Linked DNA regions of Mus musculus: regions 1, 2, 3, 4, 5 and 6 are each linked to region 7. The links are chromatin loops, found by intact Hi-C in ENCODE. Cell type or tissue: heart. All regions are shown on one strand. Links, peaks and the distances in the headings refer to the core of each region. The heading gives the core; the rest is flanking DNA.

Evidence for each region. A loop is a pair of places that touch in the nucleus more often than their neighbours do. Peaks named below come from ENCODE experiments on the same cell type or tissue, not always from the same donor. Only the 100,000 strongest peaks of a DNase experiment are listed, where the experiment ranks them.
Region 1: it touches region 7 in a loop (19-fold over the local background); 5 of 42 quality-filtered maps call a loop at or near these places.
Region 2: a loop joins it to region 7, with 1.8 times the contacts of the local background. A loop is called at or near these places in 2 of 42 quality-filtered maps.
Region 3: a loop joins it to region 7, with 2.8 times the contacts of the local background. A loop is called at or near these places in 2 of 42 quality-filtered maps.
Region 4: it touches region 7 in a loop (3-fold over the local background); 2 of 42 quality-filtered maps call a loop at or near these places.
Region 5: a loop joins it to region 7, with 4 times the contacts of the local background. A loop is called at or near these places in 8 of 42 quality-filtered maps.
Region 6: it touches region 7 in a loop (2.3-fold over the local background); 2 of 42 quality-filtered maps call a loop at or near these places.

The regions. Positions count from the first base shown.
Region 1 is chr11:40,925,085-40,929,501 of GRCm38, forward strand. No RefSeq gene overlaps it. Among named protein-coding and RNA genes, the nearest start is that of Ccng1, 170 kb to the left of the region's middle. In heart, for the core only: a CTCF peak has its summit at 2,243; no DNase peak of the experiment used is centred there; H3K4me3 peaks cover 375 bases.
Region 2 is chr11:42,232,625-42,237,041 of GRCm38, forward strand. No RefSeq gene overlaps it. Among named protein-coding and RNA genes, the nearest start is that of Gabra1, 52 kb to the left of the region's middle. In heart, for the core only: no CTCF peak of the experiment used is centred there; no DNase peak of the experiment used is centred there.
Region 3 is chr11:42,053,016-42,057,432 of GRCm38, forward strand. No RefSeq gene overlaps it. Among named protein-coding and RNA genes, the nearest start is that of Gabrg2, 54 kb to the left of the region's middle. In heart, for the core only: no CTCF peak of the experiment used is centred there; no DNase peak of the experiment used is centred there.
Region 4 is chr11:42,065,334-42,069,750 of GRCm38, forward strand. No RefSeq gene overlaps it. Among named protein-coding and RNA genes, the nearest start is that of Gabrg2, 67 kb to the left of the region's middle. In heart, for the core only: a CTCF peak has its summit at 2,702; no DNase peak of the experiment used is centred there.
Region 5 is chr11:40,863,400-40,867,816 of GRCm38, forward strand. No RefSeq gene overlaps it. Among named protein-coding and RNA genes, the nearest start is that of Ccng1, 110 kb to the left of the region's middle. In heart, for the core only: a CTCF peak has its summit at 2,485 (motif pointing right); no DNase peak of the experiment used is centred there.
Region 6 is chr11:42,243,075-42,247,491 of GRCm38, forward strand. No RefSeq gene overlaps it. Among named protein-coding and RNA genes, the nearest start is that of Gabra1, 62 kb to the left of the region's middle. In heart, for the core only: no CTCF peak of the experiment used is centred there; no DNase peak of the experiment used is centred there.
Region 7 is chr11:42,420,682-42,425,020 of GRCm38, forward strand. Gabrb2 (gamma-aminobutyric acid (GABA) A receptor, subunit beta 2) reads left to right here and starts at 93. Exons shown (of 9, transcript NM_001362647.2): 1 at 93-745; 2 at 871-962; 3 at 1,900-1,967. The coding sequence starts at 669. It overlaps Gm34591 (a long non-coding RNA gene), which reads right to left and starts at 534. Exons shown (of 3, transcript XR_388590.4): 1 at 355-534. In heart, for the core only: a CTCF peak has its summit at 2,787 (motif pointing left); no DNase peak of the experiment used is centred there; H3K4me3 peaks cover 706 bases; H3K27ac peaks cover 289 bases; H3K27me3 peaks cover 459 bases.

The DNA.
Region 1 (4,417 bases), core at 188-4,187, 1.5 Mb before region 7:
TTTGGTGTTTTCTCTTTTCAACTTATTAAAAAAATAGTGCCTAGAAATGCTGAGTACTTGACCTAGGTTAACCAGCAGGCTGTAGTGAAGCTGGGGTTTGAATGCAGCTGTGTCTCACTTAAGAGCTTGTCTAACACCTTCAGCAGTCTTCCCACTTGCTCTCCAATACGGTGGTCCCCAGCCTTTGTGAAATTGTTCTTAGTTCTTAGAGATCTACCCTAGCATGCCCATGCTGCATTTTCATGCAATATAATGTCTGTTAAATAGAAATACTCAAATATTTATTTTGAATTGGATGTGTCCATGCAGAATTAATAGAAGGCTTGCTGTATAGGGCATAGTTGTAGGTATTAAGAGTTTTGATTTTAGTTCCGCCGACATAACTCTGTGTTCATCTATCTCCCTTATTTTATCTGTTTGTCTGTCTGTCTGTCTGTCTGTCTTCTATCATCCACTCATGGAGTTATTGTAGCCCAGATTTGCCTCAAATTCATGATTCTCCTTCTTCAAGGTTTTGAGTGCTGAGTTTACAGGTGTGTGCCTCCAGGCTGAATTTACTAGATTTACTTGTATTTTGTCTTCTCAACAACAAAGCAAGGGCTCATTAAAGAACCAAACCGTTGGATCACTGTGAAGAATAGAAGATATTTTGTGAATGTTATGAAGCTCAGCCAGAAGAAATTACCCTGAGCTTCAAATATTTACTCCTTTAAAAGAGTCTGTAGATACATAAGGACCATGAAAACTCTGGGTCATAAAAATTGAACTTTATTTGAATTCTTGCTCTCTTAGAGTAGTAATCCCCTCTTTCTTACCAGTTTTGATACAAAAGCCACAGCTCTCATCTAAAAGAGAAAAGCTAGTTTATTTGAAGCCATTCTTAGTGACCACATCCCAGGAACATAGATTTAGGTTGCCAGTTGTCATATTCTAATGGGAAAGGAGTTTTATAGATTCACAGAGCAAAGAAAGACACAAATTCAAACAAGTTTAAAATAAATTGGTGGATATATCAGAGAGGTGGTGAGAGTCAGATGGGGGAAACCTTTTCTATACCCCCAGGATGTTACCTGATAACATTCTTAGTTTTTGGGTCAGTGCACACCAGTAGTACTTTTAGTTAATTAATTCCAAATGTTTCTATTTATTAGTTACAAGATGTTAGTTATGACACAAAGGTGGACAAAAACTGCTAACCCAAGATGTGATAACTAGCTTTTGGATCTTCAACATCCCAAACTCTGTACAGGTTGCAATTCTAATCTCTAATCTCTGTCAACAATTCCAGTAATTTTCGTTCACAGTAGTGAGAGGCACAAAACTCACATTTCTCTATGGCGTCTTTTGTTAGAGGTATGTCTGGGGCCCCAACAAAGGAAAAAAGGAAAAAAAACACTATTATAAGGTGAATAGAAAACTGTAAGTTTTAATGTGTAAGTTTAATTTCCCATTAGGAAGAAAAAAAAATCTCTAAACACATCTAAACATTTTAGTTACTGTTCTCAAGTATAACCCCACAAGATATGTTTAATAGAAAACATGGAGTCATTCATTTTGAGATTAACTAAATAAACTGTTTAATTTAAGTGGGAATTCAATTTGGGGGTTTAATTCTGTGGAATTATGGGACTAATTTTCTGTGTTTTTCTTTTCTTTTTTGTCTGTTGTATTCCATACCAGTGCCTCTTGGAAAATTAATCTTTAACCTTTAAGCAATGCCTTTTAATAGAGCTGAGAATCATTTCCATTTGTCAAGGTAGAATATTTCTTCCAAGAATAATTCCATTCAATATACTTATTGAAACTGTCAAAAAAAAAAAAAAAAAAAAAACAAAACCTACTGGCAGTTTATCAACAGGTATGTTAGGTAAGAAATAACATTTCCTTCACTACAAAACAATAGTAAATATCATAGGAGAAATGGAATGAAAAGCTTATCAGCTAGTGCTGCAGCTAAATAACACAAGAGCAGACAGGAGTCCTGAAGACATGAAAGACCATGAGGTAGTTTAAGCAACCAGTTTACTTGAGTTATTTATAGTCAGTCTTGCACACTTTAAGATTATCTGGCTTACTGTGCATAGTAGATAAGTGTCTGGCCCATATTATTTGTAAAAAACAAAACAAAACCAAAGACTGTAGGATTTGCATTTCGTGAAATAAAACCATTCCAGATCTGTCTCCTTAGAACTCAAAGGAATGGTTTTGAATGGTTCCTTTTCCGTTGCGACTGAAGGTGGAGCCCTTGAGCTGCGTCCCAGAGCTGGCCTCAGCAGGAGGATTTTCATACAAGCTTTTGTAGTTCGCAAAAGGACACGGAGCAATTTAAGCAAGAGGAAAAAAAGGAGTCGCTTTTCATCCAACTTGCTGGCTTGCCACCTCGCATAGCTTGTGGTGGAGCCTAGGTAAATGGAAATTAACGGGATATGATAAACTCGGCCAGGAGCCCCGTTGAGGTTTGGAAGTCGAGCTCTTTCCTTTTCATTATCTTGTAGTTTGGGTTTTAGGAGGGATGATAGAGGGGGAATGTTTTACTTTATCTGTTCTCCCTTGGATTCAAATCTCTACCCAGCCTCAGATTTATCATATGTATAACGAGTGATATCTTTTGCTGTTTTCTGTTATGTTTTAGCATTCTTTAGGTTTAAGGAATAATTAAAGTGTTTTCCACCCAGATCAGCTTCGAAATGGAAAAGACAAGAGGTATCAGAAGAGCAGCTGTACCCAGAAATTCACAAGTTTTACTTCATTTTCATTCCATTTAGAACCCCCTGAAGGTCATGGCCAACAACATTTAGTAATGTATGCACATATTGAAGTGAAGAGGTGGGTTTTGATCCTGTATCAGCTTAACTCCAACTTGTGTGCCATTTCCATTGTAATCAAAGCTTTGCATACATTTGTAAGAAATAACACAGAAAACAGATTTTATTTTATTTTTTTGAGATAAATGCAGAGTCTGAATTAAAAAGCACATTGCATGAATTTTAATTTCATCGAAATGTTATTTTTTGCTTATTGGTATGGCAGAAAAGAGCATGATGTTGCATAACTAACTTCTCCTGGGGAATCTTTCTTTGATTACCTCAGATATAAAAGCTTTGGACCAAACAAACAAACAAACAAACAAACAAACAAGAAGTCAGTTTAAGTCCAGCTTACAAACGTTGGGGTAGCTCTGCCAGTTGCTTTAGTAAATGCCCTTCCCTTAAGTGAGCGAGATTCACATGGACTGTGTTAGAGGAGTTCCCAGAGCAACTTGCAGGCAGCTACCCGAGGAGTTGCAATGGGTACTGCACAGATAGCATCCAGGAGCTGTGCTCTGAGTCCTAGTTGTTAAGGAGTCTCATGAACCTTTCCTCTGCCCAAGAGGGAAGTTTTCAGTGCAGAGAAACAGCTACACAACGACATCATCTTGACAAAACTATTGCTGAAAACGCAGTGTTGGGCTATGTGGGGCTCTCCGCTACATTTCACATTGTTCAGACACGTTCTTGTATTATTTATACTATTATTTCAAATTAATTGGCTTGGTGTTCTTTCTCTTCTTTTGATATAGTTTTTCTGTTTTATTATGTGTATCTTCCCCAATTTGAAAGAATAGAAAGGTTTTCAAATGATTTCTTTAAAAATAATCACACACACACACACACACACACACACACACACACACACACACGGGTGGGGGTGGGGACAGTTGACCCCACTTGTAAAAGTAACTTTTATTTACCAGATGTAATTGTCATCTCGGAGGCTTACTGCTATCAGTATCCATTTAAGTTTACGTAACATCTACTTTTACATACATCTCATCGAAAGGACAGACTGGCTGGCAACTCACTTAACAGTGAGTAGCTGTATCATCTGTAGTACTTATTTTTGTTGAAATCTCATCTTTGAGTATACAAGAGTATCAGCTTCCAAGATTAAATAAGTTTGTTAGTTTATTGGTATTGAGTAAGATCTTGAGAACAATGTAAAATTGTGAGAGCAGACAACCACTGTTTTTTGTTTTCTGTATCATTTTCTAATGTTAAGCCACATCTGTGTTACTGGAGCCTCACCCATTGGTAATTATTTTAATATTTTGCTGGACTAATTTAGCTAATGATTCTTCCTTTCATCACCACAAATGAGACTGTTTAAATTTTCTTTTATTACACTCTAATTTATTTTCATAACAAAATTATTATTGTCTCATAAAATGAAACTTCAAGTTCTTAATCTGTTTCTGGGTTGGGAATTGTTTACAATAAAAAAATGAATGGTACCTTGAAGGTTTGGGTAAATGTGTTTCTGAAACATGGCTGGTGCATGAATTTCTAATTCAATTTTTTAGCAATTAGTTTATTGCAAGTTCTTAAGTGTGAACATAAGGCTTATAAAACACACTGTAGGATAATAGAGATTTTTCACA
Region 2 (4,417 bases), core at 102-4,101, 190 kb before region 7:
CACATTCTCTTACTAATACTCTTAACTGTTTAAAAAATGAAAATGTAACTATGTTTCTCACTTAGCTACTGTAACAGAGTTCCCGAAGTACTGTGAGCAGAGGTAGTAGTCGCCTCTCTCTCTTTCCCAGGGAGCTGCTCAAATCTTATCATTTATAGTAGTGCAGGTTCTCTGGAGTCCCAGGAATCTTCTTTATCTTCTTATCCCTCTGATTTGATGTTGAAAGCCAATAATGACTGGGCAAGTCTTACAAGAGGCTCTTTGTCAGAAGAGGTGGACCTCAACAGGGAATTGTAATCATTTGCGATAGAAATATATGGAAATTTACCTCTAAAGAACACATTCAATTTGGAAAAGGTGCAGCATGTGTTTCAGATGTTGTCAGCATACTAAATGTCTCCAACCTGTTGTCACGGCAACCATTTTAATGTAAACTTGGATCTGTACTGGATATTTAGGGGAGAACTGAGTGATTCCATTAAAGGGTGTGCAGTTTACTCTTGCTTTGTTTTCTGCAACTGGTAGCCAATTGACTCTGACTGTTGTCATCAACTGTCAGCACTGTTGGTCAATTAGCAGAAACCAAGCAAAAGTGAATGCCCCCAGTGTATGTATTTTTTAGTTAAACATCTAGGGAAGTCTCAGTATATATTCTGTGTGCTTGTTAGAGGAAAAAAAGCATCTAAACTCCAAGCCTACTCTATGTTAAATGATCAGAAGTGCTCCAACATAGTTGTCTACCAAATTGAAAGTGGGAACCTTTGACCTTCTCTAGAGTTGACTCATGCCAACATGAGATTAAGACAAGGCCTGGGGTAGCTCCCAAAGAACTTTATTAAGCAGGTATATAAAACATGCAATGGTATCACATTTAATATAGACAGCTGCTAATGCATTTAAAGTTAAAACTTTTTTCTTTTAATTAACATCAAGCATTAACAGATCATTACCTTTAGGATACTGACAACTTTAGGTAGTTAGGATTCAGTTAATTAAAAGTTTACTTCCCTCTATCTTACCACAAAATTGGTCTTCAAATGTGAGAGTTTAAGGAAGAATTATATTACTTTCTTTGCTCTATGACCTCAAATATTTTCATTAAATTACATAATTTTCATCAATTACAGATCACTGTTACTACGTCAAGTGTTATCATCTGTCTTATTTGTTTTATATTAAATACTCATCAGATGGCTATTCCACTCAAATACTATATCAGATCATGGAAAAAATACAAATAAACCAACAGAACAATCAGTTACCTCTTCAGCTCTATATTGTGTACAGATTGCCCAAGAAAGAAAATGCAACCATAGTGAATGTGTAGGATGAAGAAAATATCAATTATCCATATAGTCAGAGGACAGTATGTGTGAGAAGAAAGGACACAAGCTGCAAAGAACATCTGTACCATGGCTGAAGGAGAGACTGTCTTTGGTAAGAGGAATGAAAGAAGAAACCAGCAGAGTGAAGAAGAAGGAAAATGACCTTGAAAATGACAAGAAGTTGGATGAATGCCCATGAAGACTTATAGATGCCAGAGGTTAAGAAGAGATTCATGCCTGTTTATAAAAGTCATGTGGGTAAGCACACCAGACATATTTTGGATAGGTAACATATGCTTTTCATTAGCAGGGAGGCTGTCACTTCCCTTAAAGTAAAAATGCACCAGAAGTTTGCTAGCATGGAAAGGAGGAAAAGGGTATCAGCAAGGTCTGGCATGTTCAGGTGGAATGGCTATAGATGATTGGAGATTATAGAAAATAGTGCAGGAAGCTAAGGAGAAGTAGCATAACAGGTGACCAGTCACAAATATCAATATCTCACGATATCCTCACTTCCTGATGCTTTAGCACATGACTAGGACCTTTCTCTGGTACCAATGCTCTGAGAAAACGATGCAAGTTTTGTAAGGATAATGTTGTGCATTATGTAAAGGATATCCTTGCAATATTGAGATGCTGATTTCTCGGCCCTCATAACTTATTTCAATCAGGACATGGCATTGCAATGCTTATGTCCAGAATCACCTGTCACAACTCTGTGTAAACAATTCTTACCATTTATTCTCTGCCTTGTCAATAAATGCTGATCATCCAATGACTGGGGCAGAAGAGAGAATACATCGGGGCTTCTGCCAGCCAGGGGAAGGAGAGAGAGAGAAAAAGAAAGGAGATCTGCCACAAGGTGGAAGGAAAACACAATACTTGAATGTTCAGCAGAAACAAGGAAAACATAATTTCAAGTATTATTGAGATTTTTGATTGGGTGGTAGCCAGAATAGTTTAGGGGCTAATATAAATCAATAGCCTGCTCAAATATTGAGGTGAAGCTTGAAAATAAATCTTGCACTCTCTCTGTTATTATTGGGAACTAGCTAGGATGAAGAAATACACCCCTAGTATTAATTTACCAAAGACATTTATATTAAAATACCATTTACAGGGCTTGACCTTGAAATAGCAACCTCTTTTCTTTGCTAAAATATACACATTGTAGAAAATGGCACAGGTTTTCATGATTTTATGTCTCTAGTTTGTGACTCCCCAAGTTGACTTATTCACTGCACCCGAAACTGCTAGGTCCTGTACATACGGACAAAGATTCTTGGGGAGAATGTATCTTGACAATACCTACTAGAACAAGCTTATGCAAGCAGATATGAGTATACCTTCCTTCCTCTCAGTTTAGTCTAATAACAGCATCAAAACCAACAAGATAAACTGAAGAAAGATCCACATAAAAAGCACTTTTTTTCCTCTCAAAATCTACACTTACTTTTATCATTTTAGGTTATAGCAGCAGGTGTCCACAAGTCTGCAGGGCATTTTATGATTGATTCTCTAGTTTCTTTACTTCATCTTCATTCTGTGACATGCTTCTAACATTCCATTCCAGTATACCCCCTACCCAAACTAATAAACATCATCAGTTCTCAAGATAGTAGTCCATATCTGATCTTCTGCAGTCTAATATTTACCAATATTATCTCATTTGCTATTTACAGTTTCTTATATTTCTCTCCTTAGCCAATGTAACCAACACAGATAAAAAAAAGAAATATATGTTCCTGGCGGTGGTGGTACATGCCTTTAATCCCAGCACTCAGGAGGCAGAGGCAGGCAGATTTCTGAGTTCAAGGCCAGCCTGCTCTACAAAGTGAGTTCCAGGACAGCCAGGGCTACACAAAGAAACCCTGTTTCAAAAAACAAAAACAAACAAACAAAAAAAAAAACCCCAAACCAAAAACAACAACAACAACAACAACAACGCATTTGCCAGGGAATCTGTAAAGCAGATGAAGCTGACCTCTGTGCATTCTGAGTTTCTGAAACAGAGACTCTTGTTTCACTGCCATGGTTCTTTAGAAACAATGGGTGTTCTCAATGTCTTCTAACAGATCTGTCTTCTGCACATTCTTAAAGCATGTATTGTTCTTAGACTCCCATTTTCACCAAATATTATTTTTACCTTTTATGTGTCACTTGACATGTTTAAATAAAGATTATTATCCATTTGTGTGATTTGAGGATGCAATTTTCATTTGTAGTGTGTGTCTCTTCATGTGTACATGTGTGTGTATATGCATAGGTATGTGTGTGTATAGGTATGTGTGTGTATGTGTGTTCATGTGTGTGCATGTGTGTGTATGCATGTATGTAGGCACGTGTGAAGGTAGGCGTGTGTGTGTGTGTATGTGTGTTTGTGTGTCTCTGTGAAAATAGGGGAATGCCCACAGAATCCAGAAGGTGATGGATCCCAGGGAACTGAAACTACAGGCAGCTGTGAGTCTCCCAGTGTGGGTGCTGAGAACCAAACTGGTTTGATGGAAGAGCAAGAAGAAATCTTAACTTCTAAGCTATCTCTCCAATTGGAATCTCTGTTTTTTTAATCCTTGATTATTACATTTACAAAGTTCCAAATTTATTCATATAGATTTATATTAGGACTATATTGGAATCCCGTATAACAAGAGATCTCAAAGTGACCTGAGCTGGCTGTGTGGTTTCACAGCGTTGCCATCTACTATTATCTATTCTTCTCCCCAGACCTCAGTTCTCTATCACTTCCTAGCGTTCACATCTAATTGGTGATAACCATCACTGACTTTATCTCTTGGCTATCACCAAATCTGTCAGCTGACTTAAAGGATTTCTGCGTTATCAGGATGTCTGTATCTTTCCCTAGATACTTCCAATAACTTCTAATTTACTTCAGCCTTCAGTGCTGTGTCCTCGCTTTCAGTTTCAATTCTATACTATTTGATAGCAAAACACTTCACTGACTGGCCAAATCTGTTTCTTTCTGTTTTCTGGGCACAGGTGTAAGTTAGTGGTAGCTTTGTAATAGGAATTGCAGTGTTGTTTATCAGACTGATCTTAGACTCTGGGAAGGTCTTTTTGTCTTCAACCACCAG
Region 3 (4,417 bases), core at 93-4,092, 370 kb before region 7:
ACAGTCCTAGGAAATCTGACACTCACATTTCTCTCTCCAAGCTAGAAGAACGAATAACAGTCAAGTAAAACTCCTATAACAACAAGTTAAAAACCATAACTGTCAGGGCTCAAAGTATGTATCATTTCAACATGAAATTTGTGTTAATTTCAGCTCATTAGTTCCCTATGATTAACATAATACCTAATCTAGGTATAAGTATAAGTTCTTAATTTAGTAATTGCCTAAGATACCATGAAGAAAAACTGATTTTACTAAACTGTATTTTTATAACTCCTAATAGAAACCTACAGTTCCAAGTTAATAAGTATTTATTTAGCACTTGTTATGAGCACCATTACTAGTACATGGTAGTTATCGTAGTTATTGTAGCTGTGGCAAACCAATGTAAAGTAGTATGGAGAATGTCTGAAGATTAAGTACACTGATATGGTCCATTCCAGAGAGGCTGTTGTTGAAAGAAGAAAGTTCCAGGAAAAAATATTAGCACTGACTTTTCAAACAAAAGCAAGAAATTTATTTCTTTCTCTCTTATTTTTCAAAAGAGGAAATTCTACATAGTGATATTTAATAACTCTCCAAGGGTGGTGGATATCACAAACACAAATCTGACTCATAATTTTTTTCCATATGGAATGAAAATCTGAGGTTTTTCCATGTATACATAAGAGCCTGAGGAAATGAGCAGATACTTCCAGAAAGCATGCTGGCCTTCACTCTTTACCACCATTGCTCCTTTTATGTTAACTGAAGAGGTTTAACATGTTATTGCTATTAGTTTATGACCCCCACAGTGCCCTGAAAATTGTTTTCTGGTTTGGTGTTTTGCCTCATATTTGTGATTCCAGTATTTATGAAGTAAAACCAGGTAGATGGTTATGATTTTGTGGGCAGCTTCAGCTACATAATCAGATCCTACCTCAAGGCAGAGGGGCAAGGAAGGAGAGAAAAGATGTGATGAGGGCAAAGGAGAAGAGATGAAAGGAGATGAGATAAGAGAAAAGGGGAGGGGACCGGAGGAGAGGGAAGGACAGGGGAGGGGAGGGAAAGAGGGAAGGGAAGGAGGGGAGGGGAGACTGAACTTTGGCACTGCTCCTAAATACTAAGTTAAAGATGCTAGAACTGAGGTAGTGACTCTCTTATGAGAACTTACCTATAGCATGCATCATTTTGGGTCTGATCCCCAGTAGCACACAAATCAAACAGAGCAGTTTATTATTGTGATGCCAATGAGGGGAGATAGAGGAAGGAGGCTCAAAAGTTCAAGATTACCCTTGATTCCATGAGTTTCAGGCCAGTCTAGAATGAGACCCTTCTCTAAATAAATAAATATATGAGCCCATAATCAAAGCAAAGAATCAAAGTCAGAAAAAAAAAAAAAAAAAAAAAAAAAACCACCAAGCCAAGTTCCAGACTCAGCATCCTTTTCTGTATGATGCTGTGTCTGTAAAGGCTAATAACTTAACCTCACTACCTTTCTGAACGTTAAGAAAAGCCCTTGCTACAAAGGCTGAATCCCAGAATCATTTTATGGAGGCACCACACGCTAAACACTGGAATCTAGATCTGACAAGGGAAGACTGAAAGCTCCTCAGATAGAAAGCAGTGCAAGGTCTCTGCAAACTCCCTGGCTCTCCTCACACCTTTTGAGAGTTTCTGATTTCTCTTGAAGCAGGGACATGTTCAAAGGGAGCTAATTGCACACCCATGGCCTTAGTGGGGGGAACTGCTTTTCAGTGCAATTGAATGAGGAGATTAGATTCTACTTGTTTGTCTTTTCTAGCACAGAAGCCTTGCTACAAAGAAGCAAGGAATGGAAAGCCAGCCCTAAGACCAGAGCTGATGGGCGGCTGGAGGAGAAGCACCAGGCCTGCTTTCATCTGGCTTTTTGACACACGTTAACTCTTACTTGTTTCTGTGGCCTTCACACCTCACCAACAAGCCCCAAATGCTAGCTTGCTTTAGCATGAAACCATTGGACCAGAAAATAGGTTATTTGCTTTAAGCAAACCTAGGAAAACCCCTTCTTATCTCTATCTCCCCTTTGTCATTTGCAGTTAAGCAGACAGAAAACAAATTCATTCAATGAAAAAAAAATTGATTAGCTATTGAGGCGATATTGCTATTTTCTTACTCTAAACATCCCTTTCACTTGAAAGAAGATAGGCTAATAATACACTATTTGGCTTATCTCTGCCTCCTATCACATCTGGAGGCAGAGTACCCTCAATTACCAGATTAATTGAGAGCAGAGAGCAGCGTTTTTCTTTACCTTTGTCACTCCACAGGCCAGTGGCTCTCAATCTTCCTAATGTAACCCGTTAATATAGTCTCTCATGTTGCAGTGACCCCCCAAACGTGAAATTATTTTTGTTGCTACATCATAACTGTAATTTTACTGCTTTTGTGGATCATTATATTAATATCGGAGTTCTCTAATGGTCTGAGGTGAGCCCTGTGAAAGGGCTGTTTGACACCCCAAAGAGGTCATGACCCACAGGTTGAAAACCACAGTCCTAGGGTTACATTTTATACAGTAGCCCTGGTCCCATTCCACTATAACCTGAAAAGTGGCGACACATCAATCTAACTCATGAGTGATAGAGTGAGTTGTTCTGTTTGGTTCTAATAGTGCTGTGTAGTGACTCAAGGGCAAGACAGTTTTGAACTTCATCTGGCATTCTCTGCTTCTTGTTTGTCTGTGTTCCTTTTTTATTGGGTACACATGCGGGTGGATGTGAAGATTTGGCCCTCAGAGGCATTGATGTGCCCTTCCAATATGTCCTTCGCAACTTGAGTTGTGGGGATACAGTAGAAGCACCCTTAGCTAATTGACATTAGAGAAGGCTTGTTTTTTGGTGTAAAGACAGATATTAATGCACTATTAACTTTATAAATGTCTTAAGGTAATATTATCCAACAGGATGATTGATCAACGGGGTGCCCGGCAGTGTGTATTGCAGTGCAGTTTCAAGATAGGGTCTGAAAGGGACAAAACAGTCCTGTGAAATTTTGAGGAAAGAGAATTCCAAGCAGTAGAAAGGGTGAATAAAATTGTCTTCAAGCAATAAACAAACAGAAACAAACAGATAAGCTAATTTGACTTGGAATAAAATGACCAATGAGAGAAAATGGAACTCAGTTTTGGCCTCACTGGCTGATATAGTTCCACCCTTGATCACAACTTCAGTTACTAAGAATATATCCTTACTTTCCAGGCCTAGCCATGCTATAAGGACCAAACTTCAACCCATAGAAACCATAAAGTAAGATGCATGTCCACACTGACAGCTCAGGAAGTACAGAGAGACTAAAGTCCTTCACTCTTCCAGGAGCAACACCATTGAAAGACCTCAGAGAAGTCACTGGACATGGATCAGTTGATAAAGTGTTTGGTGAACAATAAAGACCTAAGCCCAATCCTTGGAAACCATACAAAAAAAGGCAAGTGTGGTGGCATGCACTTGGGGTGTGAATTCTGGAAAGATGGACACAGAAGGATCCTTGAGATTTGCTGTCAATCAGATCCAGTCAAATCATTGAGTTCCAGGTTCAGTGAGAGGCCCTGTCTCTAAACAGGTGGAGAGTGATGCAGAGATAACATCAGCCTTTGGTCTCTGCATGCATACACAAGTAAACATGGGCATGTGTGTACACTCACACACACACACACACACACACACACACACACACAGAGAGAGAGAGAGAGAGAGAGAGACAGAGACAAACAGAGAGAGAAAGAGAGAGAGAGAGAGAGAGAGAGAGAGAGAGAGAGAGAGAGAGAGAGAGAGAGAGAGAGAGAGAGACTCAATTGTCTATATCTTGATAGGTACCTAAGATGATAGTACAATATGGTATAGTAAAATAGTAAACAATGTCGTGATTAATCTACATACAGAGATGAATATGTAAGTTTACTTTGACATTTTGCAGTATAGTGCAAAAAGTGAAGTAACTGGAAAATATGTCAAAATACAAGACTAAATAATCAAAACATCCCAGAACAAAAATAGGAAACTCAGTTCCTGACTTCATGCATAGTAATGGCACAAGAACCTGCATGTAGACCAGTTGGGAACAAAGTACAAACATCCTTGTACCCATAGATCCCTTGGAAAACCAGGTACCTTAAGCACACAGCTTTATACTCTTAAAGGAATGGACATAAAATATAATCTTCCTTTTTATCACTCTTTGTTTTTATCACGATTGCTTTGTAATTCAGCTTGAGGTCTGGGATGGTGATTCTCCAAGAAGATCTTTTATTGTTGAGAATTGTTTTTGCTATCCTGGGATTTTGTTTTTCCATAAGAAATTGAGAATTGCTCTTATTGTGTCCTTGAAGTATTATGTTGGAATTTTAATGAGGATTGCATTGAATCTGTAGACTGGTTTTGTAAGATAGCCATTTTCACTA
Region 4 (4,417 bases), core at 311-4,310, 360 kb before region 7:
GCATCTATTTTTATAGCTATTTAAGCACGTATTATTTTTAAATAAATGATTTCGTAGTACTAAGCAGGAATGGTGTAGGGTAGCACTGACTGGTGATTGCAGTTTAAGGATTTGGGAGAAGGGTTACAAGTGCCTATGACATGCTTGTGGCAGGAACATCTCTCTGCCCCTGTGTTTCCTTTACACTGCAAATGTGCCGGTAGCCACACTAACACATGAGTGATGAAAATGCAGACTTCTCTATGAGCATATAGTGCTGATGTGAAATATATGCATTACAGTATAATTAGGTAGGATTATCTGCCTGATGGAAATGGGCAGAATGAACAACAAATTTTGTAGCTATTCCTACTTTATTTCAAAATATTTAAAATATTTAAAATTAGAATATGTATTATAAATAAAAATGCAAAACATTTTAAGTACAAGATGAAACTGTCCAACTTCTTAAAATAATAATTAAGATGTGTAGCACAGCCATATCATTGTCAATAATAACACCGTAAGATACAATATGAGTAATTAAGAATTGTGTTCTGGTTAGTTTGTAGCATAAAATTTTGATGAGAAAAAAAAGATGACAGAAGAGGAAAAATTATGCAATTATCAGAAGAGAAAACATCCAATTAAAATCTATTGTAGCAGAAAGTATTTTAATTAGGATTAAACTATCTACTTTTTTAGGTTAAAATAAATCTCCAATGGTATGGACAAATCTTTTAATACATTCTTTTTCTCATTCACTGCCTTTTAATATTTGTACTTTAGTTTCTCATGTACATTTTATCAAATATCCCTTAGGTGTGTGAAGTATAGATTTCCTACTACCTTGATATTTATCCATCAGGTTTTTAATCTCTATTAACCTATGACATCATTCATTGTATCAAGCAATATTCAGTATTCCTGAATATTACAGTAGTCCATTTGTCAACCTTTCCCATTACTGAGTCCTTGTGTACAACAATCAACTCTACTTATTTTGTTCCTAGTGCCTGATAGAAATACTAGATGGAGAAGAGCCAGTGGCCCTTGGAGGATGTGAAAAGTCACTAAAAACTTGTTTTCAGAGTCAGGGGTGGCAAGGAGTAATACATGGATTGTTATTGAAATTTTATTTCTAGAGACAATTGGAGAATGACTGCATTTGATAGAAGACCATGAATGGTAGATGCATGGTGGTGCCGAGCAAAACACTGAGCATTGGTGGTGACCTAAGGGTGCATTCTAAAGAGAGCAAAGAGATGGCTGGGTTGTAGTGCAGAGTGGGGCCTGTGCACGGAAGTCTTAATACAGAAGGCAAGTTAAAGATTATGGGAGACCAGTCAGAATACTTAGAGAAAACGAAGTTCTAAGGGATGGAGCTGGAAGGAAGGGCAATTTTGAGTCTTACTTAAGCAATTTGGAAAATGCTTAGTAAGAAAGAAATGACCTTGTGAATGATTTAACATAATGGCATATGGGTTTTCAAAAATGATGTCCAGATTTTATTATGGAATTTGCTATACTTGTTGCTTTGATGCTCAAAGATAAGAAGGGAAGAAAGGAATAATACAGACCACATGCATAAACAGTAATCTTCCGCCTGTGCAAACCTGAGGTTATTTTTATATTCAACCTGATTTGTATTCATTTAGGTTCTATATGCACCAAAATGGAACACAGTAGTGAAAAGCTCCTTTCTTCAATTCATTTTTCATTTGATTATTAGAATGTGGAAAAATACATGTGATATGAAGCAAAATTCAGAAATGTTCTGTCAGTTTTCTTACTCAGCAGTATCTTAGTGTGCTCTGCATTGTATTTTTGAGGTGTTATTTTGCTTGGTAAAGGATGTGTCCTTTGAGTGTGTGATTCTCAGCTGCCTGCACTTCGCTCATCATTGCCCGTTCTGTTCATTCATTTTACCTCCATCCTTGCTGGAACTTAATATTCTGCACAGGAAAAACTGAAATATTAGCAAAAGCGAAAAGAACACTAAATGAAAAGAATTAGGTACTTCTTGACACTAAAAAGGAACACCGAAATAAAAAGTATGACTTCCTTAGTTTTTCCTTCATTTTACTATTTGTTTAGTAAAATGGGACACAATTGTGTACATTTTGCATAATAAACATTTGTCCTTTGGGGAAGAGCCTGTCTTCTCCGTTAGAAGCTGTATGATCCTGGTAGATTCTTCATCTAAGTTTTAGTTACATCACTCAACATTTCAAAATGAGTAAGTACTAAAGCTAATTCTTAGAGCTGCTTCAATTACATGTGTATATATCTATTTATTGTCTTACATGAAAATCAGCAGGGCATTATACTGGAGAAACTCTGCTTTGCCTAGTTCCGTCATTACTGCCTTATTTCCTGCCTCTAACCAGAGTCTTTAGCGTCCTCTGTTAGAGCAGTCCATATAAACTAGATTGACAAGGTTTCATTCTTGGTTGTGTAAAACGAGTTCCCAGGAAGAAGCACTAAGCATGCTTCTACAGAGATAAAACATATCCTGAACTGTAAGATACATACTAAAAAACGATTTAAGAAAAAAAATCGACACCATGCTGTGACACAGCGAGAGAAAGGACAGAAAATGTGTGTGTTCTGGCTTTTAAAGTTCAATACACTTTAAAGAGCTGTGTAAATGACTAGCTTGTAGTTTGCCAAGAGAAACCCAGCTAGGCGAAACACTGTCAGAGCTCCCCCTGATGGAGGTAATGAGGAAGGAAGGCAGTTTGGTCCTCAGGTTCTCCTAAAATCTGAATAAAGAGTAAATAGTAAAAGCTTAACAGCTTCACCATTCACAGTCGGTGCAATGGTTCCCAACAAGACAAACTTTTTTTGACACTGGAAAAAATAACTCCAATTATACCATTGAGAAAAGGTGCTGTTTCCCTCTGATGGTAAAGCCACACTTTTAATAGGAACAGAGCTGGAAAAAATAAAATAAAATAAAATAAAGAATGGGACTTAACATAATTGTGGACATTTTTTTCCCAATTCAGTTAGCCTGAGGCAACTGATAAATAAAACATTCTTTTGCAAAGAATAAGAGGATGATATTTTAACTGGTCTGTCAAATTCATTGTGGGCTCATAATCCTATCCAACTTTGGGTATAATGTATCCTACACACCTTTACATGGTGTTCTGTTAGGAAGGGGAGGCTAGCAATTAAGTGAAGATATTGAACAAATAGAGCCATTAGTGTTGGCTGTGAATAGAATGGAATAGCAACATTTTCAGCTTAGATGTCTGATTATTTAGACACATTTGGATCTGTGCTTCTCTTTTGAAGAAGAAAAGTCATCTTGAAATATGTCCTAAAATAAATAGAAGAAAAATAAAAATATTTCCTTGGAATGTTTCTAAATGATTTCTGCTGTAAGATATACATCTTACAGCAAAAGGACACTTTAAAAAGGGAGCATTTGTAGTTTGTGTGTGAAAAAAGAAACAATTTACTCAAACTAGCATACAAATTACTGGGGTTTTTGTAATGTTTAAATATTCAAGGGAAGAAAGTTGGTTCCCAAGAGGAAACCAAAGGAGTACTATAATTTAGGAGACAGGACTTCATCAGGGACTATGGAATGTTGCACAGAGTTAATCCATTTCTTAGCTGTAAGTAACCTTGAAAAGGATTCATTGTCTCATTGGTACTAACTCAGGATGAGGAGGTTTTCCTCAAAGGGAGAAAACAACTACATACACAAAATTGAGACAGTAAGTGTTCTTTTTTTTTTATGAGATACTTTCTTCATTTACATTTGAAATGCTATCCCCAAAGTCCCCTATACCCTCCACCATGCCTGTACCCCAACCCACCCACTCTTGCTTCCTGGTCCTGCAACTCCCCCTGGACTGGGGCATATGATCTTCCGAAGACCAAGGGCCTCTCCTCCAATTGATGGCCTACTAGGCTATCCTCTGCTATATATGTAACTAGGGACACAGGTCTGGGGGTACTGGTTAGTTCATATTATTGTTCCTCCTATAGGGTTGCAGACCCCTTTAGCTCCTTGGGTACTTTCTCTAGCTCCTTCATTTGGGGCCCTGTGTTCCACCCAATAGATGACTGTGAGCACCCACTTCTGTATTTGCCAGGCACTGGCATAAGCCTCACAAGAGAGAGCTTTATCAGGGTCCTGTCAGCAAAATTTTTCTGACATGTGCAATAGTGTCCGGGTTTGGTGGTTGTTTATGGAATGGATCCCTAGGTGGGGCAGTCTCTGGATGGTCCTTCCTTCCATCTCAGCTCCAAACACTGTCTCTGTAACTCCTTCCATGGGTATTTTGTTCCCCACTCTAAAAAGGAAAAAGACCACTTTGGTCTTCCTTCTTCTTGAGTTTCATGTGTTTTGCAAATTGTATCTTGGGTATTCTAAGTTTCTGGACTAATATCCACTTACCAGTGAGTGCATATCATGTGT
Region 5 (4,417 bases), core at 287-4,286, 1.6 Mb before region 7:
GGCGATCTTGGATAACCTAACAGTGAGAAATCTGTCCTTTCAGTTGGAAACCATAGCAACATACCACTTAGGAGACACACTGTGTAATTTGTCTGCTCTTTGGTTAGTATTCTGCAGGCCAGTAATAATCATCTTGTTTAATGTGAGTCTGTGGAAGGTCAGGCAAATTTAAGCCCAGGGCAGTGCAGTACTACCTCCGACCATGGAGAGGGTGTTTTGGGGTGTGCTTTACTCCGGGGATCCAGGATCAGTGCCTTGGGTTAGCCATAAAGGAGAAATCAGCAGTAGTAGATTTATGCTTTGTTTTCAGTACAAATTATAAGCCACTATCTAATCTAAAATTGCAAGGATGGAAACAGGATTACTAATAAAATTACTATAACATCTTATTTATGGATAAAGTGCTCTGGATATATTTCTTACTAAGCTATAAGATCAATCAGATATTTTCATCCCAGGGTATTTTTTATAATTTAATGATAAACACTCTATTCCACTTTAGACACAAACTCTTCAGGAATTACATAGGGGACACTGGAGTCTGAGACAGGAGGTTTGGGAGCTCAAGGCCAGACTGGGCAGCATAGTGATACATGTCTTAAAGACAATAAAGAAAAAAAAAACACATAAATATTTCTATGGAGGATTTCTTGTATTTACTCTGTGATATAGATAGCCAAAGGTAGCCTGGTAGCATACACAGCCTGGATCATAATGCATACAAGGTTTTGCTAAAAAGCAGAGAAAAATGATCCGGTCTTTAGGAGAGAAGTTTCAAGATAGCTATTTACAGCCCAAGTTCAGTCTGTGATGGAAACAGACGCAGATCAACGGCCAAAACATGAGGCCGAGCTTGGGGAATCTTGTGCAAGGGTGACGAAACGATTGAAGGAGCCAGAGGGATCAAGGACACCACAAGAAAACCTACAGAATCAACTAACCTGAGCCCATAGGGGCCCAGAAACTGAACTGTCCACCAGAGAACATGCATGGGACTGACTTAGGCCCTCTACCATGTGTAACAGCTGTACAGTGGGGTCTTCATGTGGGATTCCTAACAACAGGAGCTGGAGCTGTCTCTGACTCTGTTGTCTGTTCACTTTCATTTCCTTTTACAATTCCAGATGGAATATTTTACCCCCATTAAAAGAAATCACTGACATATTTACAAGGTCTTGACTCTATTCCCTTTTGACATCTGTTCCTTTGCCACAGTGTAATTTTCTCCAGTAGCTCCCAAGCAGTCTTGTCTGTATGGGCTGATGTGGAGTGTGTTCAGATCTATCAGTCTCGCCTCTAGGACAAGTATTCTTCTGGCTGCTATGGATACCTACTTGGCAGCCTTCCTCGTTAATTCACATTTGCCTACCCGGGTATATGATCCTATATCACAGGCTGAGGGAAGCCAATGAATGCTTTTGGAGTATAGAATTGTCACTGGATTCGCCATCCCCACTTAAGATCTGAAGATGCAGAAGGGAGTGGCAAAGCTCCTGGTAAAGATGTCCTTATGGATCTGCCTTTTGTCAGTTCCTCAACTCTCGTTTCACACTCTTGTTCGACTGATATTCTCAGAGCACATGTGCTTCAGGAGTTAAATGTCAGAGATACAGTACAGAGCTAAACCCAGTTTCTACTTCCAAATAGCTTATAGTCTGTCATGAAAAAAGACAAGTGCATTATAGCGTGATAAACACTTGGAGCTTTGGCCGTGTGGATTTGTGTGATAAACTTCTCCTGGATTATGACACTGAGATTTTATGGATTGTTACTGTGGCATAGAGCATCTTATCAGAACTGACAGATACCTGGATAGAGACATATTACACTGCTCCAAGTCAGCCCTCAAGCCGTTTCCAAGAAGCACAAGATATCGGAGGCCAGTTGTACTCTGCACACAATTGCTGTAGACCCTGATCTTTCCTTTCTGATGCCTTACCAGGATGGCAGCTCAGGTGCACATTGGTGCAGCTTGTATCCCACTTCCTGGACTCTGTGATTTGGCTGGATTCATCAGATGAGAATTGCTCTGTTTGACGCTCCCTTTGCTTGCTCTTTGTGTTTTGAGATAGGGTCTGGCTTGCGAAGTAATTCTGACTAATCTGGAACTTGCTATATAGACTAGGCTGAGCTTACTTGCAGTGAAGCCTCTGTCCCTGTCTCTCTAGTGCTGGAGTATCAGGAGTGCCATCTGCCCAGCCCCATACTATCTATTCTTACAAGACAAGGAGAAAGCTCTGTTTCTTCCTTCAAGTTCTTGCTAGATGAAAATACATTTGAAAATGCAGTTTTCTTGTTTATCATCTTTCCAGAATCCTGGAACTGTTCGTGGGTTACTCATCATAAGTAGAAGTTTCTGGCAAAGAAGCTACCCCTACAACTGTGCATCTACAAGGTTTGAGAGAAGGAATTATGAGGACCGGAGAGATTTTACTAGAGCAGATTCTTAAAACACAGACCATGCAGTCTGTCTTTTACCAACATCTGCCAGATGGGGGCAGTAGAAGAACATAGCTTGCTTAATTGGAGCCCCACCAACTCAAGTGTGGTACTGTTTTTATTAGGAACAACACCAAGTGTTTTGTGAAATGATTTTTGCATGCATTTCTAGGGATGGGGAATTCTAGAATCTTCTGGAAAGATATAATAGCTTTAAAATGAGTTTTATTACTACTTCTGGAGATTAAAGCAGAATTTCTTTTTTTTTTCTTTTTTTTTTTTTTTTGGCCTTGAAAGTTAAGATAAAAAGATAGTTTGGAGGAAGCTGGGCAACAGAAGTTTAACTCCATAGTGGTCTTTGTCCAACTTCTGCTCTGTCAGTGGTTTGTGCAGAGTTGAAAACTACTATTTTCAGATTTTGGCGTTGTCATCTGGGCCTCCTGACAAGAGGCAGCTCACACTCAGCAATCCTCCAAATAGGATTCTTGAGTCAGCACGGGTTTTGCGTGTTCAAGGGCACTGGTGGCTTGTTTCTTCAGGTTAGCAATCTGGTGAAACACCATCCGGCTCAGCATCCCTCCTAGAGCTGGGGCAGGTCATCCCGTCTCCCCAGACTTCAGCTAGAACTGGAGAAGATAATCCTCAGGTCTTTCCAGGTCTGGGCAGCTCTGCTTCTACAGACTAGAGGTCATTCTCAGCAACTATGGCTAGCCTACTACCACACATGACATTCCCGACACCTCGAGGTGTACGCGAGGGTTTGCACTGTGTATTTCACATCCCTTCCGCTCTGTGATCTATTAGTGGTTAGATGGCAGCCATTTCAGCCTTGTTCCTGGTGAGAAAGCCACTCATTAGTTCATTGGCAGCTCGGGTGGGCCTTCCCGTTGCTTTTGTGAAATGGAATACTGTCACCTGGCTGGACTTAGCAACTGAGGTCATTTCATACTACTCTAGAATTCATTTTCTTGCTTTTCTTTCTTTTTCATTTTTGAGATGGGGTCTTAGTAAGGAACCTTGGCTGACCTGGATCTTGCTACATAGACTAGGATGTCCTGGAGTTGGCAGAATTCCTTTTGCCCCTGCTTTTGAAGTTTACTGACTTAGCAGGCAGAAAAGACTTGATTTCTTGTTCTACTTCCATTCTGCCTCAGGCCAGTAGCACTGGAATTATTAAGTTTTCATTGTAGTTCTCAGGATGTCTTTTGCATCTATCTTGGATGTGCATGCTGGATGGCAATCACAATGGTAACTCACTCTACTGCTTACCTTGGCCTATTGCGTTGTCTAAATCTCCCAGGACCTTCTTCCTGGCTATCAAATGATTACTTATCTTTCAAGTTTTCCCCTCTTGCTTCCCTCTTCTAGCCCTTACTAATCTGTTTTTCTCCTGAGTTTTTTTTTTTATTACATCTATAATCCAGTTTATATGACTTAGTGTGTTGGTTAGTTTTTTTTTTTTTTTTTTTTTGTCAACTTGATGTAAGCTAGAGTCTCACATCTGGGAGAAGGAAATCGCAATGAGAAATCCCCTTCATCCTGTAAATAGGACTGTGGGACATTTTTTTTTTTTTTTTGATGGATGATTGGTATGTGAGGACCTGTATCACTATGGGAGGTGTCACCGCTGGGTGGGTGGGCCTGAGTTGTGGAAGGAAGCTTATTGAACAGTAAGGAGCACTCCTCTCTGGTCTCTGCCTCAGTTTCTGTCTCCAGGTTCTTGCAGTGAGTTTCTGCCCTGACTTCCATTCAGGATCGACTGTATCCAAGATGAAGTAAAGCCTTTGCTCCCATGTGGCTTTAGGTCATGATGTTTATCACGGCATTAAAAGCAAACTAAGTCACTCATCATTGTTTTGTAATTTTTTTTTTTTGGTTTCGAGATAAGTTAGTTTTCTCAATATGCACTACATGGGGAAACTCTCAAGTTCACAGGGTACTTTTTTATTCACTTTAAGCCTCTGCTGTGAAGTGAACA
Region 6 (4,417 bases), core at 226-4,225, 180 kb before region 7:
AATGCATAGACAAGCTGAAAGTCTTTCAATGCTAATTAATTTTCCTAATTAATTGCCTAATTACATGGCCAGTCAGCCCTAGATTGTATTTATGAAATAAGAATCATTCAACATTCATGTTATTTTCTATATTCTTTTTCTCTTTCTTGTGGCCTCATGTTTTCTAAAGAGCTATTCCATGTATTTTTTTGAAAGAAAAAAAATATGAAGTTAATATACTCAGACATTTGTAACATTTGTTAAGGTATGTTTGACATGAGAAAATAATCTATCTAATAGTGTTTCCGTATTCACAATGCATATGTGTCATGCACAGTGGAAAAGCTGCTAAAGCAATACAGCAATAGAAGTAATTTCTCAATTCTTCTAATGATTTCACGTGATGTTCCAAGGTCATTTGCAGCAACTGGACAAAGGCTTGCTCATAAGATGCTATCAGCAAGAGGAAATGTCTGGAGTAGTGTGATGAGATTGCTAGTAACTTAAACAGAAAACACATACCTTTTGTGGCCCTTATCTGCAGGGTGAGGGTCAGGGTCTCCCCTCAAATCTCCAGTATGGTGTGCCACTGACAATGTTCCAGAAAGATAAGCACAAAGGTTCTGCTTATTCCTTCAAGAAGCATGGAACTGACATTAATGTGTTGATTGGCGTGGACCCATCAATTTTGACACACAGAAAGGACACTTTAGGGGCAACAAATAGTGGAAAACCACTGGTAACCCTGTGAGCTATGGATGTCTTTATAAGTCATGAATTTCTAAGGCATGTCAACAAGAGAATGAGAAGTGCTTGCACGAAAAATGTAGTCTACTTTATCAACAATATTAGCATGTAATAATGCAGTTAAGTCTTTAATTCATGAGAATTAAAAATTGTGCTGTAAGTACAGCTGTATTTCCTGTGTCTGGACAAAGAGCAATCTGTCCTTTCCCTAAGTCATTCAAAATGACCATCATTATACAAGTACAGAGTAGCTTCCGCTAGACTCTTAAACAGGAACATCAGTTAACCAGATGCGCATTCCTTCATTGTACAGAACATCTGTGACTTCAGTTTACATCTACACACAAAAGTCTTTCAAAATACAGATTCTCATACTCTGCTTTATCTGTTTTCATGGTTATCAGTAGGGTAGATTTTGAACACTATGTTCTGTGTGTAGGAAATTCTAAAATAATAATGCTGTGTGCAATGTTAATTCTTTTGAAAGATTAAAAACCCTCAGTGTGCCTTATATAATGTGATCTATTTATACTCTGTCACTAAGGAGTGTCAGCTGCATTTATGAAGAGAGTGAAGAGAAATCCATTTGTACCCTCTGCCCAATTGATCATTACCTGTTACCCCAAATGACAGATCACTCTGAGCTAGTTATGAGGATGATCCAGATGCAATAAAGTATTTTAAGCTGAAATTCCCAAGAATATGAGCAGAGCAGTTGCAGTAGTAGACTTTTGAAGTCTTTCTCTACTATGAAGTATAATATTATGTTCCATCTGAGTATATTATTCATAACAACAATTACTAAGGGATTATCAGAGTCTCAAAATGCATGTTTTCTACCTTGCTATCGTATACCGGGCCCTTCCTAGTGACTAGTAATACTATGTGATGATTTTAAACAATATGAAATCTCTTTGGCTCTAAAACTATTCTTGAATTGTGGCAAATTAAGGATGAGGGGATAGATTCTAAAACTTTCAAAAACTGCTAAGTGTCTCTTCATTGTGTCTGTTATAGTATCAGGTAAATTAATGCACCAAGTGTTCCTATAGTTTCAGCCAGCCCTATTCTGAGGCTTCTATTAAATTTTAGAGTGTTTTGACTGCATCTCGGTATTTGTTACTTATTTGCTGTTTAGGGTAAAATTTCTTTTGCTTATAAGAGAAGATGATTTGGTGTGGTATTTAGAACACTTAGCCCATGAGTTTCTGAAATCCTCCAGTGCCAGCTATTTTTCATATGTGCACGGGTCTGTTAACCAAGTCCATGATGGAGAAGGGATTTGACTCCTGAGTAGTGGGTCAGTCTTTACACTTTTACAATTGTTTTGTCTTCTCCATTCTCTTCAACCCACATCTTCTGTTTTAGAGATCAGAGCAATGAAAACAAACCACAACTGTATAAATAAGGTGTTTCGAGTTGGTCTTTACTTCAGTGCTTCACAGCCTTTTCCTTCTCTTGAAGTCATGTAAATGCAAAAGAAACACAGATATGTCAAATCTTTATTCTCCTCTACAGAGCTGTAGAAGGAGTGTCAACCTTGGCTCTCTGAAGGGCACTTCAAGGTTTCCAAATCAACCAAGCATCCATTGCACAATAGGACACCATCCAAAGATTGACAGTTAAATCCTTTGAATCTTTTTTTATTAGTTGCTTTATATCACATTAATGGACTTCAGTTTAATTCGGTTTTACTTATTCCTTGCTTGTTTTATTACAGTAAAAAGATGCCACTTATAACCCCACAGATTGCATCCCTTTATATTCCTTTTGTGTAGGCGTCTTTTAATTTTCTGTAAGCCTTACAGTGGGAAGTATAATGAGAAGTGGCCTGCAATTCAAGAAAGGAATACAAAGAGAAAAGTGCTTTGAAGAATGGAAACACAAACAAATGCAGAATAAGCAAGCAAAATAGACTGCTCTAAATATATACTTTTAAATATTAAATTAGATGTAATTGAAAACTCTACAAATTACTAATTTATGGGTTACAGTTGGTTTCTAAGGCACCACCTTTTCAAAATAGCTGAGGCTCAGATGTACAGTTTCCTGTGCACTTTTCTCTGTAGGAATAAAGTATACATTTAAAAATATACTTCACAGAAATAATATAAAATAGGCATAAATAAAATGGTGTCAAATTATTTAAGTCAGAATTGGCTTACCTGACAGCAGAGTGCTTTTAGTAGAGAGCATTTACTTTTATAATAAATATATTCACTTTTTTTAACCATCTGAAAAGTAAGAGATTCATAGAGACGAAAAGATGTCATACTGACTCTAAGCTTCTGCCTTGGTCTTGGGTCACATAGTCATGAGCCTTTGTGACATAAACATTATTTTAACTGCAAGGAGGCCAATAAAGAAATGATGTGAAAAAGGGTGTGAAGAGTCAGGATGTAAAGTATTTGCATAAATCTGCATAAATTCTACATCCAGAAAATTTTCACTCCCCAGACAAATTTAGTTTGACAGACAAGAGCATTTAGATTCTAGTTACAAGTTCTTATGGTAACATTCACTTAGGAGGCTTCTGTCTTATACACTCACATATGTTTTTGCTTCCCTTTTTGTATACACATCACAGTTTGATGCCTTGATTTGGAATGAAGTGTTTATTTCAGTAGTTATTTTCTTCCACATAACTAGTACATTTCACAAAGTCAAAGCCATCATACTCTTCAGAAATGTTTTAAATACAGAGCATACAGTATATGGTCAATAAATATTTTATCAGTCTTGTCAAAGGAAGCAAAAAGAGACATGTTCAATTGTTTTAATGAATGTCTTCTATACAAACACAAATATAAGATGAGCTTTGAAATAGCATCATTCAGAAATATATGACTGAGGAAGGAAAATAAATCAAAGCCATTTGTATGCCATATTTAGAATTCTATTACCATACATGTAACACTATTATAGTCTTGTTCAATGTTTTAGATTGTGGTATGATTTTTTTTTTTTAACAACTTTTTTTTTTTTTTAAGATTTATTTATTTATTATATGTAAGTACACTGTAGCTGTCCTCAGACACTCCAGAAGAGGGCGTCAGATCTTGTTACAGATGGTTGTGAGCCACCATGTGGTTGCTGGGATTTGAACTCTGGACCTTCGGAAGAGCAGTCGGGTGCTCTTACCCACTGAGCCATCTCACCAGCCCTGTGGTATGATTTTTAATTCAGCAAAGGAGAGTAACTTAGTTATGGCTTCTGGAAGTTTCATAACTAACAATTTATATTAAGTTTAACAGAGGTAACATATAGCATGGTTTTTACATCAAACATACATGTTAAAAATAAAGTAAAAAGAGCACAGACCCAGGTGTTCTATATTCTACAAGAGGATATGCATTCACATGTGTCCTTCTGGAGTTCCACAGCATTTTTGAGATGTGAAATGTGAGATTTCTAAAATAATATAAAGGAATCCTGAGAACTTTGTTTACTTGGTGCTTTCTCTGCCCAGCTCCCACATATGTTACTTCAAGATAATCTCTGATTCAATGTAGGTTTCCACCAAACTTTAAAATTCTGGAAAGAAAAAATCTCTGCAGTGTCTAATTGTATGTATGCAAAGTACAAATCTTTTCCTGGGTATGCCAAGGAGCGGTACCTACGTGTTCAAAATTATAAGTTCATGTCAGCTCCCCTATATAAACAACATTGCTGAATTCCATCTGGCTTTATC
Region 7 (4,339 bases), core at 340-4,339:
CGTTTGCTCAGCACTCCTCCCATTGGTTTTTTTTCTCCTCCTCGGACTCTGGTTCCCACTGCTCCCCTCCCCACCCCTAGCGCTCCCACCCCACCCCCACCTCCTCCGCTTGTCCCAGGCAGGGGATTGCTATTCTTAAGGAAATAAAGTTCAACTCCTTGCCCCTTTCAACTGGCTTAGACCGGGAGGAGAAGGGTTTCAGGAACCAATCTTCCTCCCTACACCCTACTCCTATTTTTCTTTTTAATATTTAAGGGGACACACACACACACTCTCTCTCTCTCTCTCTCTCTCCCTCTCTCTAAAATCCCACCACGTCGTGAGGTGCAACTACCTCCTAGAACAGAAACTTACCAGACGCTCTGGTTGCTTTTGTCTTAAAGAAAGAAAGAAAAAAAACCAACGAAGATTTTACTCTGGATGCATTTCTGGGGTAGTAGTTTAATATTATTCAAACATGTACATATTACACATATATATGCTTCTTTTCCTTTTTCCCCTTTAATTTTTTTAAACAAGGAAATCTCGGTCCCCGGCAGCCGCCGCTGCCCCTTTGATGTTTTGGTACGCCGTGCGCATGCGCTCCACATTAGAATTACTGCACTGGGCAGACTAAGTTGGATCTCCTCTCTTCAGTGAATCCCTCAATCCCACCAGAACCTAAAGGGATGTGGAGAGTCCGGAAAAGGGGCTACTTTGGGATTTGGTCATTTCCCTTAATAATCGCCGCTGTCTGTGCTCAGAGGTAAGTGTCCCTTTCCTTTCTCACTTGTCAGGGCTCTGTCTGCATACCTCTCTGTGAGCAGGGCTGTTGAAGATGCCGTGCTGTCTTCTTTATTCATTCCTGGTTATTGTCATTTTTTTCTTTAGTGTCAATGACCCTAGTAATATGTCGCTGGTTAAAGAGACGGTGGACAGACTGTTGAAAGGCTATGACATTCGTCTGAGACCAGATTTTGGAGGTAATGGGATTGCCTTGCAAATAAGAAACAGCCCAGCTCCAGCCCAAGCTGTCTTTTGGGCTTTGTGTGCACTCTCTTTCCTCTCCTTAGTTGTGGGCGCATGTGATGTATAGAATGTTTTCCTATTTTACCTTGCTGAGAAACAGATCCAAACTTAAGCCAGTTTCTGTCCAGCACTTGAGAGGTCTTTCAAGAAGACCCCCTTAGAGTGTGACCAGACTTTGTAACCGCTCTCGTTCTCCTTCACCGTGATACATCTTTGTTCCCAGTCTGAGGTTTCTTGAGATACAAACCTCTTAAGTTTAGTTAACAGTGTGCCCAGCCGGGGATGTCTTATAATGTGAGTATTTTTGAGGACACAGTGTGCAGGCGGTTGGCTGAGAGGTGGCTTCAACTCTCTGTGCCCATCTACTTTAGAAGAGTTCTGGCCATGGTTTAAAGTGGCTCATGTCGGGATTCCACCCAGCCCTATATGCGAATGGCATAGGGGAGAAGGGGTTCTGGGGAATTGAGAATAAAGATAGCAGAGGAAAAAGGGGCATCTCTCCCTGGAGCCCCAGATATGCTAGTGTGGCCATTTAATTTTGCTCAGACTCTTAATGGAATTAAAGAGTTAAAACCTACACACAGAAGTGGGTGGGGAAAAAAAGAGGGGGTTTCAATGCAATCTACACGAATCCCTAGGGCTCTGTGAGTTGTAGGAATTCACATGCTGAGACATCAACATGTGTAGACAGAGCTGGCAACATTGTCTGACCAGCACATGTGTGCATATTCCTAGAAGAGTATCCCCACATTCATACTGCAAAGATATGGGAAAGTAATGAATATATGGATTAGCTCTACAGAGGGGGTTTCTTTAGAGTTCCCAGTGACAACTCTTCGTATGAATGACTAAGTTCTGAGAAGTCACATGGCTGACCATCTTGGTTTGCAGGTCCCCCTGTGGCCGTAGGAATGAACATTGATATTGCCAGCATTGATATGGTTTCTGAGGTCAATATGGTGAGTATTAATGCTCATAGATACGTCTCTATAATGGGGACTGTGTGGGGGCTGTGCAGTTGCTGGGGGGGGTGGAGTATGTTTGAATATGTGTATAATGTGGGGACAGGAGAATAGTATATTGCTCTGGAATTCATGGCATGTGTAATTACAAAACAACTGCTGGTTTTTTGCACTTTTCCCAATTTGGATCCAATACAGAGTGAGTAAAGTATCTCACACATTCACTTGTACAGGCAGCAATATGCTGGAAGGCCCCCTGCAGAAGTGATGGCTCTCACAGCTTCCTGAAAGCCTCAGTTTGTCGAGTTACAGTTCTGTGTTTGGGGCTTAGTCATGGTAAAAGGAGCATTTAAATGTGACTAAATAAATAAATGAATAAATAAAACAACCAAACAAAAACCTACCAGGAAGTCTATCATACAAACTAAACTCTCACAGAGTGACTAAGTAATTAGTTCTGGGGTGTTGATGCCCACTTGTTGCTTTAGGAAATTGATTCCTAGTACTTAATGACATTTGACATCTCTGCCCCTCCCACCACCTTCCATCTCCTTTAACCCCTTCTGCTAATCCACTGAAATCAAATAAAAAACTGGCCAGTCTTTATCCAAAAAGGCAAGATTAATACCAAGTGTACTTTCTTACTGCTCCTGCAACACTAATCATTATGTGTACCAAGCACACACAACTTATTGTCAGCAACACTCAGTCTTTGGACAAAGGATAAGAAGAGAGAGAGGGGTGTGAGAAGAACCTGTGTTCTCCAACAGGGAAGCACTTTTGGGGGGGTATGCTTCATGCAGGAGCGCCCCCTGCTGCCCACGTTGGAGCACTGTGGACATAACATGACAAGGACAAGTGTCCCAGATTCCCCCAGTTAACTCAGGGACATTTCTCCTGTAAATTCTCTCTCTCCCTCTCCCTTTCCCTCTCTTTTCCTCTCCCTCCTTCGCTGTTCCCTTCCCTTCTTCTCTCCCTCCTTCCCTCCCTCCCTCCCTCCATTCCTCCCTGTTTCCCTCCCTCTCTCCTCTCCTCTCCTCTTTTCTTCTTGGCAGTGTATCTAGATCAAGTGAGCCTTAATATTCCAGCAGTCCTTTCAGATCTGATAGCACACAGCCCATTTCATATTGTTCTATGACATCCTCCTGTCTTCCTGTCTTGAGACTGGACAAATAATTAAAGACAGAGATGAAATGTGTAAGCTTTTATACAAACACTTCTAAGCCAGCCATTGGGACATAAAATTTAGGGCATACTAATTAACTCAAGAAATTTGAAGTATTAGGATTTAGCCTGGCTCTCACCTAAATTTAACAGAAGTTCTCATATTCCCAGAATTCAAAGTGGCATCTAGCATATCAGTTACAGATGCTGGGCAATAACAATCTAAAGGCATCATAAGATTCTGAGCATTTTTCAGAGACTCTGGGGGGATCATCAACTAACTTAGCAGTGGTTTAATAACAGAAAGTTTATAATCTAATAACTGGGAATATTTTTATTGTATGATACACAAACACAGAAGAAAGATAACATTGGATGACTTGAATATGTTGAAGTTGTGTCCTAACCTGGGTACCTCTACAATCCCAGGTACTTGGCTCTAAATTGAATTTCTAATGTCAAAGTTAAATAGAAATCAATTAAGGTTTTATATTTTCTACATATGCTTGGTCAGACTTGTATCTCATTTATTATTTTAAATTTTTTGCTCATCTTCTTCCAATAAAGCTTTATTTTACTAACTGCTTTTTAAAGACATCACAAAGTATCTCATAGAAAAATATTTATGAGATAAAGCAATGCTCACAAAATGACTCCAGGTAACTAAAATAGGTTGGAAATGACTTGAGGGTATTATATCCTTACATGGCATAGAGTGTTAAACCTTTTGTTCTCTTCAGAAACTTCAACTGACCTTTTCCCCCTGCATGTACCATTTTGGAGTGGGATCAGAGGTGGACACAATGCCAAGACCTGCTAGTCAAAATATAGATCCAGCTGAGGCAGGGTGTAATCACTTTGAGCTATTTACTGTTGCAGAGAAGTCATGGGATGTCGAAAGTGCAAAAATAAATGTCAGCTTGTAAATGGGACAACAGTGTAGCATTAATGATTTGAAGCAGGTGTGAAAAATTCCAAGCCAGACTCCTTTCTTAGCTTAATGCTGACACCAGTGCATTTGTCCAGCCACACTTTGGGCTTCCAGTCTTACTGACCTAAAATGAATCCTCCAAAACAGTTTTGTAACACATATAACTACTATTTTGTTTCAAAATATGGTTATTCACTTGGAAGCAACAGATGAATCAGGCCCCCATTGGTAACTCACTATGAGGCTTGTATTGTATCTAGTGCAAAGGCCTACC